2 separate regions of the Homo sapiens genome follow, and region 1 is linked to region 2. A link is a contact called in ENCODE Hi-C or POLR2A ChIA-PET data. All regions are on one chromosome and are shown on one strand. The core of a region is the stretch at or near the end of the contact, and the rest is flanking DNA. Distances in the headings are between cores, read along the strand shown.

Region 1 (6,351 bases), core at 1,596-4,095, 65 kb after region 2:
CCCTCTCTTGCCCTCTCACTCTGGCCCTCTCTTGCCCTTCCACCTTCTGCCATAGGATGACACAGCACCAAGGCCCTTGTCAGATGCCGGTGTTATGCTCTTGAATCATAAGCCAAATAAATTTTCAGTGTCCAGAATCATAAGCCAAGTATGTTTATTTTCTTTGCAAATAATCCAGGCTGGTATTATTTATATTCTGTTATAGCAATGCAAAATGGACTACCACTATCTTATTATGACTATACTAGAACCTAATTATAGACATCTACTATCTAATTATTTGGATCTTATATCTTATATTTCTACCAGAAGTTGGTTTTTTAAAAACCCTATTCGCCAGCATTCAGATCAATACTTAGTATTCTCAGAGTTTTATGTTTTTCCAATCTGATGGATGTGATACAGTGGATGGCTAAGTAAACTTTGGCAAGTTATTTAAATTCTCTGAGCTTCTATTGTCTCATCTCTTAAAGGATACTTCTCTGGATTAATGAATTAGAAAAAAGGTATTCTTTCTGGTCAGAACAGATCCTCATTTACTGGGCTTGGAAACCATGGGCACCTTTGTTTAAGCAAAAGTCTCCCCTTTCTCCAGCCAATGCAGTGCCACCAGAGTCCATTGGTTGGCTTGCAGAGCATGGGCTGGCTGAATTTAAAGCTCATTCCCCACCTTGTCTGGTACTTTAATGCAATGCAAACTACCCAAACATACATGACGGTTATCACTCCTCACAGGACAAGACAACCTGGCATCCTCACACAGTACTCTTCAAAATTCTCAGTAGCCTCATCATCCCACTGCTGAACAGCTCAATTTTCTCACTTACTTTAGGGCTGGTAGAATCTGCTGATTGTTGTTGTTTAGGTAAACTTCTTCCTTATAAGGACTTCTTCCAATATTATGTGAAATTCCAACAGTTACACTACCAAACAGCCAATCCCTATAATTTCTAGAAAGCCGGGAGTCAAAAGAATGGCCTCTTATTTTTAAAAAATTCTGCCCACAGAGAAGATACACATGATGGTACTGAGACTGTTGGATTTGAGAGACGGAGAATCAAAAGACATTATAAAGTTTGAAGTCTAGATCTGGATACAGTCTGAACAGACATAGTTGTGTTTAACAGCCATAAAATACAGGATGCTCTCTAGAATTAGTCATTTAGTTCTTATTTGCCCCTGTCCCTATACTCACCACAAAGAAGGGCAGTGAAAGGAATATGCTGAAGCTTAACAAAAATAAATTTTCCTCCATTTTTATCCTCAAATATTTTTATCTTCTTTACACCACAAATATCTCCTGAATGAGAAGCATTCCAATCCTCATATCGCCATTCTAGACTGGTTCTGTGACAAAACGTAAACAGTGTTACACTTCCTTTCCAGTATCAATGGGGCAGAGAGAAAGAGCTTTAGGATATCTAAAATGCATATGGCCATCTTGCCAAAAAATTGCACAAAAATATAGGGAAGAACTTAGCAACAGGTGATGAAGGACCAAAGTGAGCATCTCTACCTTTCTACTCTGATTAGGACACCTTTCTCAGTACACCTCCCTCCACACTTCCTCCCTTCCCCAGAAAATACATTTTCAGAGATGGACTATGAGGAAATGAGTTGGGCTAATAGAATTCTTACAAAAATGTCTGCATTTCCTTTCTCTAGTCCCCCCCAAATCACAAGAATATGTTCAACAGTGGAAACAGGCAGGAACTAAGGCTATGAGAGTCTCCTGGACAGACAATGGATTTCATTATTACCAGCCTAATCTACTTCCATGGTGTGATGGCGAATTGTACACACTCTTTGACTTTTGTAATGAGAGGATAAGAGAAAAGAGGAGTTAGAATTTTCTAGGTGACTTAATAATTAACCCTGAGGCTTGGACCACCTAAAACTGACTTACAGAACAGCTAATCTTTCAGGAGTTGACAGCAGCGTTTCATCCCATCTCGGAGGGCCTCTTTGACTTTGTCATTCCGAAGAGTAAAGATGAAAGGATTCAGGAAGGGGGTTAACACAGAAACCAACAGGGAAACTATCTTATTGTACTCAACTCCCTGTGTTTGCTTGGGTTTCACGTAGAGAAACAAGCAGCTGCCATAGCCAATCACAACACAGGTGAAGTGGGAGGCAAAAGTGGAGAAGGCTTTCCTCCGGCCAGAGGCTGACGGGATCTTGAGGATGGTGGAGATAATGTAGGTGTAGGAGACAATCGTAGGGATCAAAGAACCAATGAGAATAAAAACAGCCATTAAGAAAAGGATAAACTCTGTGAGAAGAGTGTTATCGCAGGACAGTTTGAGCAATTGCCCTCGGTCACAGTAAAAATGGTCTAATGAATTTGATTTGCGGAAGGTAAACTGAAATGTGGCATAGATGGGCCAGATTTCAGAAAGAAATCCAAACACCCATGACACTATTACCACCCAAATACAGGTACTGCTGTTCATAATGATGTTGTACCTCAAAGGGTTACACACAGCCACATAACGGTCCACAGCCATCACTCCAAGTAATGCAAACTCCATGGTCCCACAGGAAAAGTTGAGCGATACATGTAGAGAAAGATACTGTCTGCATCCCAGGAAGAGCAATCCCCAAAGCATCATGGGGACAATTATGGTTGTGACCAGGATCTCCAGGGTAGAGAGGTGGCTGAGGAAGAAATACATGGGGGACTGCAGACGTTTATCCACACAGACAATCACAATGATGACCGTGTTTCCCATTAATGTCACTAAATAGAAGAAAAAGAATATAGCAAAAAGAATGTGGTGTAGTCCTTGGGACCCAGGGAAGCCTAGAAGGTGGAATTCAGTGGCACTAGAGTGGTTGTCCATCATTTAGTCCTTGATTCTGCTTGTTTTGAAGCCCAGAGATTAAAAGAGAGGTGGCATTGCTCCACATGGTCCTGCTCTCAAGAGAGAAGGAAGAAAAATTAGGTTAAGAAACTATTTCCAACCTGAGAATCAGGTGACATGTCCCTGCTACTGTGGTCGGCACATACATAGCTTGAGGTACATGTTGTCATCCCAAGTCTACAAGTGAGGCTCTCACTTCCCTGTGTAACCAGCCCCCTAGAATGGGTGAAGACATCTTCTTCTACTGGTGGTGAAATACCTTCCTTGCCTTTTTCCCCATTAAATATACCTTCTCTCGGGGGCAGAGGCTAAGACCTTTTAAATAGGCCAGTTTTAAAGGTGAGTCAATCAGGTCCCTCCGGTCCTGGAGTTACTTTCTCTTAGGTTAACTGTGCAAGATGACACAAAGGCATTTTATATGATGTTCAAAGGACAGAATTTTAAACCCCAGCTCTCATCTGTAATGGTAATGCATAGACCCACCTTTGGGGCCAGCAGAAAGGAGGCAGAGGATGTAAGACTAACATCTCTGCTGTTCCAGATTTTAAAATCTCCATTTTACAGAACAGCAAGATCTCTAAATGAGAACTCTAGAGCTTGGGATAATTTCCCAGAACAGATCCATTCTTCTCTAATTCCATTTTCCTTCCAAAGTTGTGGGAGGAAGGAAAGATGGCACCTGGCACAGAAAAGGAATAGATCTGGGACCGCCAGCTGTTAAGGATGCCTGGCTCTCTGCCTGTCGCTTCATTCCATTATTCAAATGTCACCCTTTCCAAAGACTCTTTCCAATCACTCTGCCCAAAACAGAAAAGACACACTTATTATTGGACTTCCATTTTTTTAATAACAGTTGTTATTACCTTGTATTATGTCTAATTATTTACTTCATTCCTTTATTTAACAATAAACAAATGTAGTCATGAACAGAACAAAGAAAATTCCATGCCCTGTGGAGCTTATATTCAAGGAAGAGGTGGGGGCTAGACCACACACAAGACACCTAAGTAAAATATGCAATAGTTTAGTTTGCTTATCATGTCACAGGGAAAAAAATAAGCAAGAAAGAAGGAGAGGAAATTTAAGTGTATTTATTATTTATCAACGGCATTAGAATATAAACTCCATGAGGGCTAGGACATGTCTTCACTGTTGTATTCTGAGGCTGGCACATAAAATGTACATACATAAATTAAGTAGTTATATATTTTATATATATATATCATATATCTTTTATATAGATATAGACAGATACATTATGTGAAATGAATATATCATAGATATATCTTATATATTAAATTATGTATTAATTTATCACAAGGTAACCGAACTAATAGCTGTGTGAGTCAAGATTTGAACCTAGGTCTGTCAGATTTCATCACTCACACAGCTAACTACCACACCTTATATTATATTATTATCTTATATTATTTATCTTATTTATATAAGATATATGAAATAAGATATATGAAATATATCTTATATTATATAAAATATACATATATTTTTTATTTATAAGATATTTAAATACATAAGATATATGTATCATATACATAAAATAAGTAGTGCTGACAAATTTTGCTAGATGAGGTATGGATGGATGGATGGATAATATATGATTAAATAATACTTGTTCTGGCCAGGGCCTGGGCCACATTCCCTCAATCCTATTCTGGTTGGTTTTCCTTCCTGCCTCACATTACCATTTTCCCTCCTGCCCTTCCCTTGCTTAGGTAACCCCTTCCCTGTCTACGTCACTGTTTTACTAATGGTTTAAAAAGCTTCAGGGACAGAATTGATGGGAAAGCTCAGTGTTCTGGTTTTCCACAACCTCTGCATAACCAGCACGAGATGAAGAAACATGAGCGAGAAGGACACCGACTGTCAGGGAGCCGTGACTGTGTTAGCATTGGGTCCAAGAGGAGCCGGAAGTGCTCTCTGCTATGCAGGAAGGGTCTGGAGATGAGCCTATACACTCTACTGCTCCCCTAGCCCACACTTCAATATCTGGGTGACTTTGTTCTAGAAGATAGGCAGGCCCAGGATGTCCCATCCTAAAATGCTTTTACCCTCTTCTTCATAGAGGAGACCCCTTGGAAAGACACTCACCTTTACAGAGGGGCTTCGCCGCCTCTTCTGATGTTCTCTAGGGCTCCGCTGAGGCTACCTCCTGTCCTGCTAGTGCTGAGCCATGCACAGGGGCCAGAACAAGTTGCTGCAATCCCCACTCATGGCGAAGAAGGGAAATGTCCTCCCAGAGGAGCTTAGGAAAAAGCCCAGAAATGAGTGTTGGGCAAAGTTGAGGGTCCTCTCTCTCTCCCCTCTCCTCCCTCTTCCCTTCTTCCCAAGGGTACTTAATCACCGAGTTACTACTTCTTAATTAGCCCACGTTCAGGGAGTCCCCAGGCAATCAGTCTAGTGGGAGCAGAACAAACTTTAAGTTATTCCCATTTTTTGACCAATTAAGTTTTAGAACTTTTGAAAGTTTTTGTTTGACGGGAAAACCTGAAATCTTACCAATCAGGGACTTCTTAATACTGGGGCTGCCTTCCTGAAAACCTCAGGTCTAGGTTTCCAGATGTCTCAGATTCTAAACAGTCAACTACCTCTGTCGTTTATCTTAGGCTTTTCTCAAGTTTCTCTAGTTATTCGGAGCCTAAATCAACCCTTTTCCCCCAGTAGGAGACACCACAATTGGCCTCTAAAACATGCACCAATATCCCAAAAAAGTCTGCATATTGGTCTTGGTCAAAGCCTTAACTTCACCAAATATCTTCTAAAAAGCCTGATGACTCCTTCATTCATTTTAAAAAGGCTCCTGCGTTTAGTCCTGTGGACCCTACAGAATACTGTAAGAGGTCCCTCCCCTAAATCGAACTCTATTCTGTTCTATTGTCTCAGGTTTTCACTCCTCTTGATATATGTGCATCTGTATGCATTCCAGCAAGATTCTTCCAGACTTTTTTTTTTCCTATGGCATGTCCCTGATTACCAGCTGGACCACTGCAAAGTAGAGAGAGCATAAGGACAGCTTATGTACACAGTTCTGTTTGCAACCTGGAGGAACTGACAAAATGTAAGTTGGAAATCTGTCTAATGCTGGAGTAAGACAGAAAAAGTAGGAATTACAAAACATTTGTCTGCATTTTTGTTTTCATTTTAAGTATTTTAAGTACACCTGTTAAATCTGAGAATTTCAATTGGTGCCTAAGGGTATAAATTGGGATTAATCTTTCTTCCAATTCCTTAAATTGCCCAAGCCCAAATACTTGCCATATAATTTTAGAGAAATTTTCCAAGCATGTATCTCCATATTCTTTTTCGTAAAGGCTGTGAAAATCTGTTTGCAACCTTTTCTTTCTCATTTAACAACATATAAAATATATCTTTCCATGTCAGCACATATTACTCTACCTCTTTTTTTTTTAACATAGGATTCCATTATGTGGATGTCCTATTCTTTATTAGATAGACATTTATTAATTAA
Region 2 (6,107 bases), core at 3,153-5,652:
GCCAGCCTCCAAGCTTTAAAGGAGAGAGAGGGGGCTGAGCATAAGGATCCGTGGAGCCCATCCCCCATTGTCTGGATCGGCTCTTACACAGCTGCTACTGCCTGACCTCTGCCCTGCGCCCTTCGATTCCTCTAGGAAGCCACATCTATCCTTTTTTATCTGCCTTCTCCCAAGGTCCTGATACTTTCATAGGGCATAACCATTTCCATCTCCATCTCCCTCCTAGAAATTGGGGGGCCCTAGGAAGAAGACCCACCCTCTAGAAAAAAAAATGGCAGCCCTAAGCATGCATTGGTCCCATATGTTATGTATCCAGAAAAGTTAATATCCCAACTTTTCTCACCTCCTCAATAACTTGTCTGAGGGGACCAGTCCCTGCAGCTTCAATGGCAAGTGTATCCATGCAGGAGTTGTAGAACTGGAAGGCTTTCTCCTCCCCAGAGCCTGGGTGCCAGGAATTCTGGACCTCTAGAAAGGAAGCATGGGAGTGAGGACTAAACTCTGATTTTTTTTATCTTGCCCCAAATTCCTATCAAAGGGGTCTGGGGAGTCATGCCCTATATCATAAGTTCTCATCAGATGGGTTTTATTTAACCCATGTAACATGATTTACTTTCTAACCTGATTCTGGCATAACATTACGAGACAAAGAAGAAAACAAAAATATTTTACCCCAAAACATGTTTCTTTGCCACATTTTGAAATGGCCCTGCAAAGCTGTTCTTTGTGGAGGAAAATTTGCATCTGTAAAGCATCTCTATTAGCTATTAACATATCTCATTAACATAGCTAGATCTTTTGATTAACTAAGATCTGAATAGGAAACATTTGTCACCTATTGTCTCTAAGGGCAGCCACTATAAGACTTCAAAAGAACTTCGGTCTCCGCAATCTTTATCTTACCCTGAACATTCCCTTTCTATCTATCCCAGATCTTTAGACAAACTCAAGCAACTGTCAATCCGGAAATGTTTAAATTCACCTGTACCCTGGAAGCCACCCCCACCCCTTTGAGTTGTTCCACCTTTCTGGACCAAACCAATGTATTTCTTAAATGTATTTGATTGATGTCTCATGACTCTCTAAAATGTATAAAACCAAGCTGTGCCCCAGCCACCTTGGGCACATGTTCTCAGGATCTCCTGAGGACTGTATCATGGGCCATGGTCACTCATATTTGGCTCAAAATAAATCTTTTCAAATATTTTACAGAGTTTGACTCTTTTTGTCGGCAGGAGAATTAAAGGAGTGGCAACTGGTATAGAGGCAAAGAGGGAGGGTGGGAGACAGGGAGCTTACAGGAAAGAAAGACTCCCACAGAATATGGAAGGAGGGGGAGGAATAGAGATGAGGAAAATAAGAAAGATGAGAGGACTGCCCAATTTGGAATGGATCAACTTGATGAAATGATGAAAGCAGGGAAAGAGAATGAGGAGAAGAAGACAATATGGAAAATAAAAGAAATGTGGGGAAGAAACCAAGAAGGAAAAGACAGGGAAGAAAGGAGAAAGGTAGCAATAAGTGGGATATGGGCAAAGGAGAAAAGAGAGAAATGAAAGACAAAAGAAATGATTGAAGAAATTAGACAAATTCAGGGAACTAGAGAACTTTAAGGATTTGGAGAGAAGAAAACTCATAAGGAAAGGTTTAGCAAAGAGAAGAAACAGGGGAAGACTCTTCTAGTCCAGACTCCTCATCCATTGATCCCAGGAAACAAACACACTACAATAATCAAATGCAAGTCTCTCTGAATCATCCACCCTCTAATATCTAACACTCTTTTCACCCTCAGTCCCCCTGATATCTATTCATCCCATTGTAGGCAATATAATTTATCCTGAGCATATTTTTTCTTTTTATCTCTGTGCCTTCCCTGAAAGTATCCATTTACCCAAAGAGAGGCCCCCTCCCACTCTTTCCCCATCAAAAAAAGAGGGCAGAGGGGTGCATTTACTTTTCCCAGATTCTAATTGATAGTGTCAACACATTCTTTAGGTTCCCTTGCACTGGAAATGCATGTCTATCTTATATGTTCTTATTCCCAAATCCTCACCACCATCCACCAACTTCCTGGGACGCACTTCCAACCTCCTACTCAGTTTCAGCTCATCCTTCTGGTTTTCCTCTCAGTCCTGGCAGTTTTCCTCTCCAGCCTCCATCTGCAGGAACTTTACTTCCACTGCCAATTAACTCAGCTCTCCTCTTCTTCCAGCATATCCTTTGTACTTACCCACTTTTTCTCTTATGCACAGTGATGAAGCCCTCTCTCACTTCTCACCCCACCATCCTACCCCTTTCATTCCACCATCATCCATCATCTCCAATCATCCATCTCTAACATCCCACTTGTTCCAGGTCAACTTGCTTGCCATGGTTCAAGGTTTCAATGGAGAAGCAAGAAGCAAGAGATCATTGTGAGAGAGGGGAGCTCCGGCATGGTGAGAGGGAGAGGGTAATGTTGACAAGGAGTCATTGGGAGACTGAGGTTTTGGAGGTTAGAGAATGAGAGTGATGGACAAAAGAATTGAAATGCAGGAGATGCTGAAGAGATGCTTGTGGAGGAAAACACCATGCATAGGATAGAAACTGAACATTTGGAGGAAGCAACAAAGATGGAGCTTGCTAAAAGGGACAAGTTGGAGAGAATGGAGTAATTATGGATACATGGAGAAGCAAAGAAGATGGAAATTAGATAAAGAAAAAAATGCAGAAAGGGACCAAGAGAAACGGAAGAAGGGTACCCAAGGCAAGGCAACAGGAAACAGTGAGAGATGAGCAAACCCAGGCAGCTCCCGCCATCCTGCCTCTTTTACTCCCCCATCATCTCCAATCATCCACCCGTATAATCCCACCTGGGATGGTGCAAATCAGTTGTTCCACAACTACACAGGGTTTGGAGCAGTCATGGTCATTTTAGGCACAGAGTCACCCACTTGCACAGAGCATCTTCCACCCTGCTTTCCTCACCCAGTATTCTCCGAAGTCGGTTTTTGTTCTTTGTGGCAAGCTCCTGAAAAGAATTATTGGTCTCTTTGGCCCTTCCACAGGCAAAGCTGAAGAAGTCGGTGCAGGGGGCCACACTTGTGTTCCCAGAGGCCAGGTAATGATCCCGGAGATCCAAACACACAGATGTCTCACAGGGGCCTGTGGGGAAAAGCTCAGAGCTGGGAAAGAAGAGGCAAAAAGACAAGGGCTCCCCCAAGGGGCTAGGCAAAGAACATCAGGTGAGTAACTAAGTGGGGAGCTGATGAAAAAGAAATGGTTAGGATGCAGGGAGGAAGAAGAACCATGGGGACCCCAAGGGTCAGGGTGGGCAGAAGCCCCAGGAGCAGGGACTGGGCCTGGGCCCCAGGGCTGGGGGAGGGCTGACTAGGTTAGGGGGTCTGGGATCTTGCTTACGAGGGCCACAGTTCTGGAAGTTGTAGAACAAAAGCACAGAAAAACAAAGGAGCAGGCCCAAAATCAGGATAGCTGTCAGCACCCGCCTGGCCACTGCCCATGGCCTGCTCCCTTCCACGGGCAGCCTCTCTTCTGGAGTGCTCTGTGGGAGGAACCAAGAGGTGAAAGATACAAGATGGGGGTTGAGAGACAGGGATGGGAAGAAGAGGAGAGAGAATGAATCTGTTGGTGCTACAGTCCCTTTATACAGAAATAATTATCCCAATTCTTCCTAAACCCAGCCCTACTTTAACTCCTGGGAGATGAGAAAACAAGGAATGTCAACTGTTTTGGGTGAGGATGAAGCAGACAGTTAGTAGATGAGTGTTTGTGGGATTTTAGAGCCGAGAGTGACAACATCAGTGTATTCCAGACCCAGGAGAGGAGGCCACTTACCTCTTGGCTCCAGAGAGTTCCCATTCCACCTGCCTGGCTGCGTTCCCTCGGCTCTTCCTCACTTTGGTCCCCACCTTCCTGAAGTGAGTGGAGGGAGAAGGAGGAGAGAGAAGCTGGTTCAGGAAATGGTGCATTGAAGAGAGTTTTATCAGGCCATTTTGATACCCTCGCTGCCTGCCCTGCCCCCACACACATATTTTTATCTCGGAGCAGTGTTCCCAGATGGGCTTCAGAACGAACCTGTCCCCTGAATGTGCCATTTCTCGATCCCTCTCCCATTACCTCCCTCTCTCCCCACCTTTCTACTCTGTAAGCCTTACATTCCCTCCCCTCCAGTGGGGGCAGGACTTTTGCACACAGCCACCCTCACCCCTCCCCGCTAAGCCTCTGACTCCAAAAGGGGACTTACCATCTGTCTATCTTCTGTGGCTCCAGAATCCTTCCTGGTTCCACTCTAGGAGCTGATTCGGAGGACTGGGGTCCAGGAAACACCCCCCGCCCCAGTTCCTTGATCCTGGAGAAGGGGCACTTCTGCTGCTCTTTCGCCTTGTCCCCAGACACACAGGACTGGCCTCTGGGTGGAGCCTGCTTATCAGTGGGGGGCACCCAGGCTTCTCCTCCCCCTTTATCTCAGCTTCTCAGGGGAGAAGAGGGAGGGAGTCTTCACTCCCCAAGCAATCTTGCCCTTGGTCTGCTCCTTTTGTCTTGCACTGTGACTCTGCCCATGAAGTTCCTTTATTTCTAAAATATTCTTCCTTCTCTCATTTCTTCTGTATTAAAAAAAATATGAGGCACAGTAAAATTTTAAAGAGTTTATTTAAGTAAGAAGCAATTCATGAATTGGGGAGCACCAGACCGACAAAGGTTTAGTGTTGCGATGACAAAATGTCAGAGGCAAGCATTTATTGGGAAGTTATAGAAGCAAAATGAAACATTATTTGCTTAGTTTGCAGTTACATAATTGCATTTTTTAGGTAACTTTTTGGAAAGTCCCTAGTCACATAATCATATGTTAGTTGGCTGCTTATCATTGGCTGGGGTTAAGTTTTATTTGTTGTAAGCATTTATCAGAAATTGACCCAAGTTAAGTTTAATTTATGTTTGTAGTTTTAGCAAGAATATGGCTATTTTTAAGGTCTTTGGCTTTGTTTGCCTGGGAATTTTTCAGGCCCAGTCTCCATTTTAATTTTGTTTTCACACCTCTCTGATTGGCTTTTCTGGGATTCATCAATTCCCAGGTCAAATGCCACCTTTCCCAGGAGGCCTCCCAGCTCCATGCCCATTCACACTGTTCCCAAGCATGCTTAATTGTTTCTCTCGGTGTTTCATAGCTCTGCTGGCTGCTGGCAAAGTCATGCATTCAAAAGATCACCCAGCTAGGAGACCCTAATCTGCTAATTATTAGCTCTGTGACAATAAACAAGCCACTTAAACTCTGAGGCAGGTAAGCAAGTTTTGTCATCTGGAAAATGAGGGTAATACTTGCCTATGCCTACCTCATAGGATCTCATGCCTTCTACAAAAGAATAAGGCTTTACTGAGCCCCTCTTTCTTTCATTCTGCTTTCTGTTACACTGATAGCTTGCCTCTTCATCTCCTTAGTGATTGAAAACTATGTCATAGCATGTACAGTGTCTGGTTTTCATTCCTGCCCACCCAAGATGCTTTCTAAATGTTAATAGAAATGAATTGCATTCCAAGCCAGAAATCCTCTTTCTCACATCATATTAAGCCCTTACCTGTGGTCTGAGAGAGGCAAGCACATTTCTGGGGGAAGGTGTTTCAACTCTGTCCTTGTTTCCTCATCCCAGGAAAAAAATAATGTAATTTATTAGGTTAGTCTTGCAAATGATCCCCTGGCGATATTTCCAGATTCCATCAGCACTGTGCTAGGGCCATGGTGCACTTGCCAGGATGAGGGTGGGTGTGGAGAAGTGGAGTAAAGCCATTGTGCCCCCTGGGGCCAGCTGGTCGGGTATCATGAAAGTCATAAAGAAAAGTCAGAACTTCATACATTAGAAAAGAAAGCATTGGGAAAAATAAGGCTTTTGAGGAAAGGTGTGGCAAGATACAATAATATCTAAGAAACGCCGGTGTGGTATTGGGGATCTGGACTGATTGGATAAAAGACAAGAAACAGAGTGGTTAGTTTGGTGTTGCAGGAGTGATGAAGGGAGGGCCCGGCCCAAGGGGATGGCAGAGGGGAGGGAAGTGCGTAGAAAGAAAAATTGTATGGAATAAAGTCATGGCAATGGATTGAATGGAGGAGGGGT

Evidence for each region. A loop is a pair of places that touch in the nucleus more often than their neighbours do. ChIA-PET counts read pairs that join two places held with the same protein, here RNA polymerase II (POLR2A). Pooled maps may share reads with other maps.
Region 1: a loop to region 2 is called in a pooled map, with 2.0 times the contacts of the local background. The contact joins the promoter of OR9A2 here to the promoter of KEL in region 2. A Hi-C loop is called at or near these places in 1 of 50 pooled maps. POLR2A ChIA-PET finds 5 or more read pairs at or near these places in 3 of 52 experiments (H1, PC-9 and activated CD8-positive, alpha-beta memory T cell).

Annotation. Positions count from the first base shown.
Region 1 is chr7:143,024,287-143,030,637 of GRCh38, forward strand. OR9A2 (olfactory receptor family 9 subfamily A member 2) reads right to left here and starts at 2,846. Exons shown (of 1, transcript NM_001001658.1): 1 at 1,914-2,846. The coding sequence starts at 2,846. The coding sequence ends at 1,914. LOC105375544 (a long non-coding RNA gene) reads right to left here. Exons shown (of 2, transcript XR_001745395.1): 2 at 4,974-6,351.
Region 2 is chr7:142,957,961-142,964,067 of GRCh38, forward strand. It overlaps KEL (Kell metallo-endopeptidase (Kell blood group)), which reads right to left and starts at 4,403. Exons shown (of 19, transcript NM_000420.3): 1 at 4,244-4,403; 2 at 3,835-3,912; 3 at 3,400-3,541; 4 at 2,968-3,144; 5 at 344-468; 6 at 1-13. The coding sequence starts at 4,246. RefSeq lists an enhancer at 1-533 and a silencer at 4,167-4,362.